Linked DNA regions of Homo sapiens: region 1 is linked to region 2. A link is a contact called in ENCODE POLR2A ChIA-PET data. All regions are on one chromosome and are shown on one strand. The core of a region is the stretch at or near the end of the contact, and the rest is flanking DNA. Distances in the headings are between cores, read along the strand shown. Region 1 holds the start of PMM1 (phosphomannomutase 1). Region 2 holds the start of FAM83F (family with sequence similarity 83 member F).

Region 1 (4,977 bases), core at 2,040-4,539, 1.6 Mb after region 2:
CAGGCTGGAGTGCGATGGCGTGATCTCAGCTCACTGCAACCTCTGCCTCCCGGGTTCAAGCGATTCTTCTGCCTCAGCCTCCCGAGTAGCTGGGATTACAGGCGCCTGCCACCATGCCCAGCTAAGTTTTAAATTTTTAGTAGAGACAGGGTTTCGCCATGTTGGCCAGGCTGGTCTTGAACTCCTGACTTCAGGTGATCCATCCGCCTGGGCCTCCCAAAGTGCTGGGATTATAGGCGTGAGCCACCGTGCCTGGCCGAAAGTTTTTAAAAATTAGCCAGGCATGGGCTGGCACGGTGGTTCACACCAGTAATCCCAGCACTTTGGGAGGCCCAGGAGGGTGGATCACTTGATGTCAGGAGTTCGAGACCAGCCTGGCCAACATGGTGAAACTCTGTTTCTACTAAAAATTAAAAAAAAAAAAAAAAAAAAATTGGCCATGCGCGGTGGCTCACGCCTGTAATCCCAGCACTTTGGGAGGCCGAGGCGGGTGGATCACAAGGTCAGGGGATTGAGACCATCCTGGCTAACATGGTGAAACCCTGTCTCTACTAAAAAATACAAAAAAATTAGCCGGGCGTGGTGGCACGCGCCTGTAGTCCCAGCTACTCGGGAGGGCTGAGGCAGGAGAATGGCGTGAACTTGGGAGGCAGAGCTTGCAGTGAGCTGAGATCACGCCACTGCACTCCAGCCTGGGCGACAGAGCGAGACTCCGTCTCAAAAAAAAAAAGAAAAAAAAATTAGCTGGGCGTGGTGGCAAGCGCCTGTAATCCCAGCTACTCAGGAGGCTGAGGCAGGAGAATCCCTTGAACCCGGGAGGTGGAGGTTGCAGTGAACCGAGATCATGCCATCGCACTCCAGCCTGGGGGACAAGAATGAGATTTCATCTCCAAAAAAAAAAAAAAAAAAAGATATTAGCCAGGCATGGTGGCACTTGCCTGTAGTCCCAGCTACCAGCTACTCCAGAAGCTGAGGCGGGAGAATCACTTGAGCCCAGGAGTTCGAGGCTGCAGTGAGCTGTGATAGCGCCACTGCACTCCAGACTGAGTGACAGAGTGAGACCCCGGTCTCTAACAACAACAACAACAAAATAGCATCACAATCAAGTTGATTTTTGAGGAGCCAAAGAACAATAACAAAAATAGCCTCACAAAACAATGCTTAATATTTGCTCTGGGCAAATAGATCCAGATAAAGGCCTGGAGGGAAGCCACACCACAGTAACCACATTAACTTGGGGAGCCGGCCAGGCTCCCCAAGTGCGGTCAGAGTGGACTTTACCCTTCTCTGTTACGTTTCCATTCTTTACCAGGAGAGTGTGCTCATGAAAATGTGTACGATTAAAAATTAACTTTCAAAAGGCACTAAGCACAGAGGCTGGCCCGTAGACAAATTAATAGGCTGTTCTTATTCAGGTTGTTATGTTTGTGGAGCAAAAGGTCAGAGGGAGGAGTCAGAACTGTGCCTAGGCCCTGCCACTTTTGTTCCAGTTCTTTTATTCATTTATTTGTTTGTTTGAGACGGAGTTTCACTCTTGTTGCCCAGGCTGGAGTGCAATGGCACAATCTTGGCTCACTGCAACCTCCACCTCCTGGGTTCAATCGATTCTCCTGCCTCTGCCTCCCCAGTAGCTGGGACTACAGGCACACGACACCACGCCCATCTACTTTTTGTTTTGTTTTGTTTTGAGACTGAGTCTCCCTCTGTCGCCCAGGCTGTAGTGCAATGGCACATTCTCGGCTCACTGCAACTTCTGCCTCTCGGGTTCAAGTGATTCTCCTGCCTCAGCCTCCCGACTAGCTAGGATTACAGGTGCATGCCACCACGCCTGGCTAATTTTTTGTATTTTTAGTAGAGATAGGGTTTCACGATATTGGTCAGGCTGGTCTTAAACTCCTGACATCGTGATCTGTCTGCCTCGGCCTCCCAAAGTGCTGGGATTACAGGCGTGAGCCACTGAACCCAGCCTAATTTTTGTATTTTTAGTAGAGACGGGGTTTCACCATGTTAGCCAGACTGATCTAGAATTCCTGACCTCAGGTGATCTGCCCACCATGGCCTCCCAAAGTGCTGGGATTACAGGCGTGACCCACAAGCAAATGGCCCACCTTTGCTCCAGTCCTGCTATCTTCCTCCCGGATCCACCCCTGCAGGAAGGCCTCCAGGGCCCAAGCCAGGGCAACTTCACCACAGAGGATGGGGAGGGGCATTCGGGACCTAAGAGAGGAGGCTAAGACCTGGGTTCCCATCAGCCACTGCCCAGTAAAGCCCATCCCACTGCTCCCCCACGCTAGGAGACCTGTTGGTTGGTCCTTGAGGCCCCCAGACTGGAGGGTGGGTTACCCACAGGGAGGGCATGAATGAAGCCTGCTTACTGATGCATCCAGCTGGTGAGGGGGCTTTTGGGGACTCACTCACAATGAGACCCAATGGGAGAAAAACTGAGCAGAGGTAAGAGGCTCAACACAGCGAGAGTCTTTAGAAGAAAACTAGACTCTTACCCTCACTATTCCTCAGTGTCCTCACAGCAAACAGGCTAGGCCTGGAGCCTCTCACATCCGGGTGGGTAGAGCTCATAAACGAATTTGAAAAGAAGCCCTCTCTGCTCCACGACTGGGGGTGGAAGGTAAAGTGGGTGATGGGGCTTCAGAAACTAGACCCAGTCCCAGGCCTGCAAAGGTCGGGGTGGGAAGACTCCGAGACGCCCTGTCTCCCACCAGATGATGACTGACGCTTGGCTGTGTGCTTGTGTGCCTGGAACCCCGGTTCAGAAGCCAGCTCCGACCACTGGTGTGTCGTAGGGCTGAACTAGGGTGGGATCCCCAGCTCAGGAGGCGGGGGCGTCCGTGAGCCAGGCCTTAGCGGCGTGTGACAGCCTCCGGGGAGGGAGGGAGCTAGGCCCCTGCTCGCAGCCTCCTCCCTCCAGTACTGGATCCAACCCCAGCACTCCCAAGCAGAACACAGGCAAGGACGCTGCGGGGTCAGTGACGTGAGGGCCAGGTCCCCTCACTCCCGGTGGGTGGCCCCGGATGTCAGGGGGCCGGGTACCGCCGCATCCCACACTCGGTCCCCGGGTGTCCACGGTCACGCTGCTGCAGACCCCACACTCAGCCTCGGGGGTGTCCGCGTGACACTCCCGGTGGGAGCTTCCAATCTTCAGGGTCCTACCTGGCGAGCCGGCGTGAGGGTCCCGTCCACGTCAAACAGGCAGAGGACGCGCTCCTTCCTGCGGGCTGCCTGGGCGGTGACTGCCATGGCTGCAGGTCCGCGCGCGGGGCGGAGTCCCGAAGATGCAACGGCAGAAGCAGCTCAGGGATAAGTGCTGACGGGGCGGGGCATTAGGGGGCGGGGGCCAGTGGACTGCCTGATTGGCCAAATGAAGAAGGGGCGTGGTCTAGGCGGGCGGAAGCGGGGGCGGGGCCTGAGCTGATTCTCATTGCTCGTGGAGGAGGGGAGCGCGGCATAGGGCGGAGCGGAGCCCTCCAGGTTCGATTGGATTGCTCCAAACAAGGCGGAGGAGGGGCCTGAGCCTGGGACCCGCAGGAAGTGAGAGGGTGAACCCGGAAGACAGGGGCGGGGCCAGAATTGGCGGGTTGATAGTGATTGCAACAGGCCGATTAAGGGGCTGGGTCGGGCGGGGCCTCTACCATGCAGTGCAGTGTCTAGTGGGCCAGGCGGGACTAAGAGAGCCGAGGTCGCTCCCCATCCACTCTCACAAGGTTTGTGGCCATCTCTTTGCCTTACAAATTTTGAGCTGTAGGAAATCTCCTGAGCCGGGCGCGGTGGTTCACGCCTGTAATCCCAGCAGTTTGGGACGTCGAGGCGGGCGGATCACCGGAGGTCGGGAGTTCGAGACCAGCCTGACCAACATGGAGAAACCTCGTCTCTACTAAAAATACAAAATTAGCCAGGCGTGGTGGCGCATGCCTGTAATCTCAGCTACTCAGGAGGCTGAGGCAGGAGAATCGCTTGATTCCAAAGAAGCCAGAGGTTGCGGTGAGCCGAGATCGCGCCATTGCACTCCAGCCTCAAAAAAAAAAAAAAAAAAAAAAAAGGAAAGAAAAGAAAAGAAAAGAAATCTCCTGAAGGCCTTTGTTCAGGCTTTGGACTTTGCCAAATTGCCTTCCCCGAGCCTTATTCCTTCTGTCCACACATAAGACCCAGCTCTCAGGGTCTACCTGCTTGGAGACCTTCCCAGATTCTTCTTTTTTTTTTTTTTTTTTGAGACAGAGTCTCGCTCTGCCCAGGCTGGAGTGCAGTGGCGGGATCTCTGCCCACTGCAACCTCCACCTCCCAGGTTCAAGCGGTTCTCATGCCTCAGCCTCCCGAGTAGCTGGGACTGCAGGCGTGTGCCACCATGCCCACCTAATTTTTGTATTTTTACTTACTTTTATGTTTATTTTATTTTATTTTTGACACAGGGCGATTTATTTATTTATTTATTTATTTTTTGAGACTGGGTCTCACTCTGTTACTCAGGTTGGAGTGCAGTGGCATGATCTCGGCTCACTGCAACCTCCGCCTCCCAGGTTCAAGTGATTCTCCTGCCTCAGCCTCCTGAGTAGCTGAAACTACAGAAGTGCGCCACCACGCCCGGCTAATTTTTTTTTTTTTTCTGAGACGGAGTTTTGCTCTTGTTGCCCAGGCTGGAGTGCAATGGCACGATTTCAGCTCACCACAACCTCTGCCTCCCGAGTAGCTGGGATTATTTTGTACCCACTACCACGCTCGGCTAATTTTTTATTTTTAGTAGTAATTTTGTATTTTCACCATGTTAGCCAGGCTGGTCTCGAACTCCTGGCCTCAGGTGATCTGCCTGCCTCAGCCTCCCAAAGTGCTGGGAATACAGGCATGAGCCACCGTTCCCAGCCAACCTTCCCAGATTCGATTCACAATTATTTAACCATTGCGTTGACTTTGGAGTCACTTCCAGGTTGCCTTCCCAGCTCCACCACTATGGGACCTTGGACAAGTCAC
Region 2 (4,927 bases), core at 2,324-4,823:
GGATTAATTATTAAACAAGGGGGATACTTTTTCTTTCTAATATCTCTTTCTAACATTCCCGACTGAGGCGGCGTAGCAGAATGGTTAGGTAGGCGGGCTCTGGAATCAGATGGTCTGGGTTTGAATTCTGCCTATTCTACTTACTGGCTGGGTGACCTAGAGTAGCTACTGAACCTCTCTGTGCTTCAGGTTTCTCACTTGTGAAATGAGGATAACATTTTTTCTCCTTTTTTTTTCTGTTGCCCAGACTGGAGTGCAATGGTGCAATCATAGCTCACTGCAGCCTCAAAGTCCTGGGCTCAAGTGATCCTCCTACCTTGGCCTCCGTAAGCACTGGGATTACAGGTGTGAGCCACTCAGCTCAGCTAACAATTTTTCTAATAGGATTACAGGGTTCATTTAAAGTGTACATAAAATAATTAGCACATAGTAATTGCTACTTTTTTGTGACCATATCAGTCTCAACAACCTTCACTGACTGCCCTTTAACCACTGGATAGACCTAAAGTCGAATTATCCATAATTTGGCCCCATATCCCCCTCTTTCCAGTCCCATCTTCCCATACTTTAACACTAGCTGCCCTTTACTGGCTGCTACCTGTGCCAGACATTCTTCTAAGTGGTCTATATCCATTAACTTGTTTCCCTTCTCAAATAACCTAGTAAGGTTGGACTTCATTTTTAAGAGACAGGGTCTCACTATGTTGCCCAGGCTGAACTCAAACTCCTGGGCTTAAGGGATCCTCTTGCCTCAGCCTCCCATGTAGCCAGGACTACTGGCCCATCACTGCGCCCAGCTGAGGTGGGACTTATTGCCCATATTTCACTGATGACAAGACAAAGGCCCAGAAAATAAAAATAACTTTCCTGGGGACACACAGCTAATATTAGGAAAGCTGGATTCATTCCCAGGACTCTGTGATATGAAAGTTCATGCTGTTATTTACCATCTCTGATATCCTTGCCATGCAAAGTTTGGTCAGTGGACCAGCACTCCTAGCATTACCTGGGGGCTTGCTAGAAATGCAGAGTCTCGGGCCTCACCCCAGACCTACTGAATCAGAATCTACATTTTAACAAGCCCCCTGGCTGCACAGGAAAATTTTGGAAGCACTATTGTAAACCACTTTCTACCAGGGATACACGAGTACTAATTAAGTCAAAGAAGTGTTCTCGTTTAATCCCTACACCAACGTGGGAGGTCAGGAGAGTTAAGCATTATTATCCCATTTTGCAGATGAGGAGACTAAGGCTCTGAAAGGCATCTTGAAGTGACTGAGTCCACATAAGCCTGATGCCAGCATAATGTTCTGACTAAACTCAGTTTTAAGTCCCTCCACCTATAATGTCTTCATTCCCTCTCTCCACCTTGAATTCTTCTCCTCCTTTTAGGCTCCACTTGAAATCCCTTCTTGCTGGACAAAGCCCTTCTTACCCAGTTCCCACTGGGCAGATTGCTCCTTCCTTCATATTCCCATAAGCTCCCTCCACATACCTTTCTCTTGGCTCAAATTCTTTAAGAAATGTACACTGGGTGCAAACTGTGTACCAGGCACATGGTAGGCATTGAGTAAATGTTTGTTGAGCCCATTTGCTCCCAAAGCATTTCTGACTGTGTTTATTAAAACACTATTGGGCCATGCCTGTAATCCCAGCACTTTGGGAGGCCAAGGTGAGTGGATCACAAGGTCAAGAGTTCAAGACCAGCCTGGCCAAATGGTGAAACCCTAACTCTACTAAAAATACAAAAATTAGCCGGGCACGGTGGCAGGTGCCTGTAACCCCAGCTACTCGGAGGCTGAGGCAGGAGAATCGCTTGAACCCAGGGGGCAGAGGTTGCAGTGAGCCAAGATTGCACCACGGCACTGTAACCTGGTCGACAGAGTGAGACTCCGTCTCAAACAAAACAAAGTAAAACAAAACAAAATAAACAAAAAAAGCCCAAAGAAACCACTCTCATTACTCCTATCCTCTTCTGTGTTTGTCTGTCTCTCCCACTGCCCTGAGCTCCTGTGTGTCTCCAGACTATTGAGTCTGGCATCTTGTAGGGCGTCAAGTCGTAATAAACTAAGTGCTCTCCCATCTAAGGACACAATCTGTCTATATGTACTTAAGAGTGGAGCATTACCAGGAGTGAAGCTTTCCAGTTCCCAAGAGGGGTAAAGGACAAGTGAGGTGATGGACACCTTGCTGCTCACCACTCCCAATCTTTGGGCTGACACAGGATGCCAGAACTGATTATTGTAAAAAAAAAAATAATAATAACAATAATGTGCAGACATTTGAAAATCTAACTCTCATTTTTTCCAGAGCATGAAAGGAAGGCCTAGAAATGGTAAGTGACCTTTTCAAATCCCCTGGGGTGAAAACCAGGTCCCCAATAACCTGTCGTTTCACAAGAAAAGGAGAAAGGGTAAAGGCGGCCGTGATGTCAGCGAAAGACCTCCAAGACAGAAAACCTTGCAGTCCCCGTGCTCTGCCTCTTTCACGGGAGACCTGGGCAACGCACACGTTGCTAGGCCTCAATTTCTTCAACTGTAAAATGAGGGGGTTGGAGGAGCTTGAAAAGCTCCTTCCAGCTCTGAGATGCTGCGCTATAAAGTGAGAGAAATGTGAACCTTTAGTTGTTATGATCTGAAAATATTTTGAATGTGGAGAATCAAATTGTAGAGCAGTGCATGAACAACATAATATGTTAATGACTAAGACGATTGTATTTAATCCGATGGGAAACAGCAGAGCTGCTGCCACCGCTGCTGTGTGTGTGCGTGTGTGTGGTGTGCACGCACGTGCGGTTTCCTTCCTTGAGCTCAAACATACATTTTGAATCACTAATATAGTAATCATGTCTCTGGCAGCCTATCTTGCCCAAACACACACGGAGAGACACCACACACCCTACTTCAAATTAAGGTGGGGGCGGGGGGAATTCCACTGCTGCTCTTTACATCATTTCTGTTTGGATAGCTATTTTTTAAAAGAAAGTTTTACAGTGAAGGTGTTGGACTCCCAGCCCAGAAGGGCTCTGATCTCAGAACTGGGACGCAAGGGTGGGGAGCTCGAGCTCTCATTAGCATTTCGCTTTTGCACACCCCCTGCCCGCTCCTCAGCCGTCACAATCCCGTCCTGCAGCAGGCCCCCCCACCAACACCGGACCCTCGACGGGGAAGGGGTCAGCTCGGCGGCCCCAGAGGCCACTGGGCCAGAACACGTGCTCCGGACTCCACGTGCGCGGAAAATGAACTCGTACCCGCGACGCGGCCGGCGGGGGCGGATGGCAGCGAGGGCCGGACAGCGAACCTTTACCCCGCGGAGGAGTCGGGGCCGGAGCCCGCACGTGGGTCTGCGACGGCCCCGCCCCCTGGGGGCGTCCCCTCAGGGACTCTAGCCCCGGCTGGTGGGCCCTGCAGGCCCGGGCCCGACCGCGTCCGCCAGGCCGCCCGGAGGTCCCGGCGAGCCCGGCGGAGGCGGCGGCCCCTCCCCGCCCGACGGCCACGCCCGCGCGGATTGGCCGCTCCCCGACGGCGGGGCGGGGCGGGACGGGCCGGGGCAGAGCTCGCGGCCAGGTGAGGCGCCCCGCCCCTCGGCGGCTCCAGGTGCGGCTGTGGGACCTCGGACCGCGGCGGGGCCGGGGCCAGGGCCGGGGCCGGGGCCGGGGCGCCATGGCCGAGTCCCAGCTGAACTGCCTGGACGAGGCGCACGTGAACGAGAAGGTGACCGAGGCGCAGGCCGCCTTCTACTACTGCGAGCGGCGGCGGGCCGCGCTGGAGGCGCTGCTGGGCGGCGGCGAGCAGGCCTACCGCGAGCGGCTCAAGGAGGAGCAGCTGCGGGACTTCCTCTCCAGCCCGGAGCGCCAGGCCCTGCGGGCCGCCTGGAGCCCCTACGAGGACGCCGTCCCCGCCGCCAACGCCCGGGGCAAGAGCAAGGCCAAGGCCAAGGCCCCCGCGCCGGCGCCGGCTGAGTCCGGCGAGTCCCTGGCCTACTGGCCCGACCGTTCCGACACCGAGGTGCCTCCTCTGGACCTGGGCTGGACGGACACTGGTTTCTACCGCGGCGTGAGCCGGGTCACGCTCTTCACCCACCCGCCCAAGGACGAGAAGGCGCCGCACCTCAAGCAGGTGGTCAGGCAGATGATCCAACAGGCCCAGAAGGTAGGCCCCCGCCTTCGCCCCCACACCGCTGGGACCTCGGCCCCAGTCCCCTGGACCGGGCCCCACCTCCCAGGCAGGGCCCGGGGCAGGCCGCCCTGAGCACCCTCTGGAAAATGGGCCCCAACCCGCCCCTACTTCCTGGGGCTGCAGTGAGGCCTGTAGAGCGAATGGCTGGGAACGTGTTTGGCAAATTACAAGGTGCTGGACAGATGTCAGCCGTCGGTATTCCAGCGTTCAGAGGCACTGGCTCTGCTCTGTACTTCTGAAACTTCCCTGTCCAGCCTTCCTCCCCAGGGAAGACTGGGGGCCGAGGCCCTGTGGTTAAAATGCACCACTCAAAGGTCTTGATGATAACCTACGTGCTGCCCAGAACATATCCCGAGCCGCTTTCTCATGTGATCGTCAAAACAACTTCAGGGAGTGGGTGGCGGTGACCTTCCCGGTCCCACCTCTGCCATGCTGCTCCTTGGACCACCCCTCTCCTCCCATAGTCAAAGCTGAGCTGGCGCCCTCACAGTCACAGCCTCTCCTGGGCCGGGTACTAGGCCCCAGCTGCCTGGAATGAATGGGGGACGGGGTATATTGAGGACCTACTGTGTGCCTGGCCCTGTGCTGGGCGCCTTGGCACAGCAGGTCACCTGACTCGGCAGCTCAGGAAAGGGCTCCTACTTAGCATATGTGTCCTGCTTGAGAGTTGGAAGGAGGGGCTGTTTCCAGGGTGGCTGGTGAGGCCAGTCCACTGTGGAACAGGTGGAAGACTTTAATCTTTATGCCTT

The links. ChIA-PET counts read pairs that join two places held with the same protein, here RNA polymerase II (POLR2A).
Region 1: POLR2A ChIA-PET joins it to region 2 with 10 read pairs in IMR-90. The contact joins the promoter of PMM1 here to the promoter of FAM83F in region 2. POLR2A ChIA-PET finds 5 or more read pairs at or near these places in 2 of 52 experiments (Caco-2 and IMR-90).

The regions. Positions count from the first base shown.
Region 1 is chr22:41,586,551-41,591,527 of GRCh38, forward strand. PMM1 (phosphomannomutase 1) reads right to left here and starts at 3,290. Exons shown (of 8, transcript NM_002676.3): 1 at 3,169-3,290. The coding sequence starts at 3,255. RefSeq lists an enhancer at 2,415-3,094 and a silencer at 3,489-3,638.
Region 2 is chr22:39,991,381-39,996,307 of GRCh38, forward strand. FAM83F (family with sequence similarity 83 member F) reads left to right here and starts at 3,574. Exons shown (of 5, transcript NM_138435.4): 1 at 3,574-4,151. The coding sequence starts at 3,663. It overlaps LOC124905155, which reads left to right. Exons shown (of 2, transcript XM_047441700.1): 2 at 2,968-3,388. The coding sequence ends at 3,388. RefSeq lists an enhancer at 3,289-3,922 and a silencer at 3,497-3,616.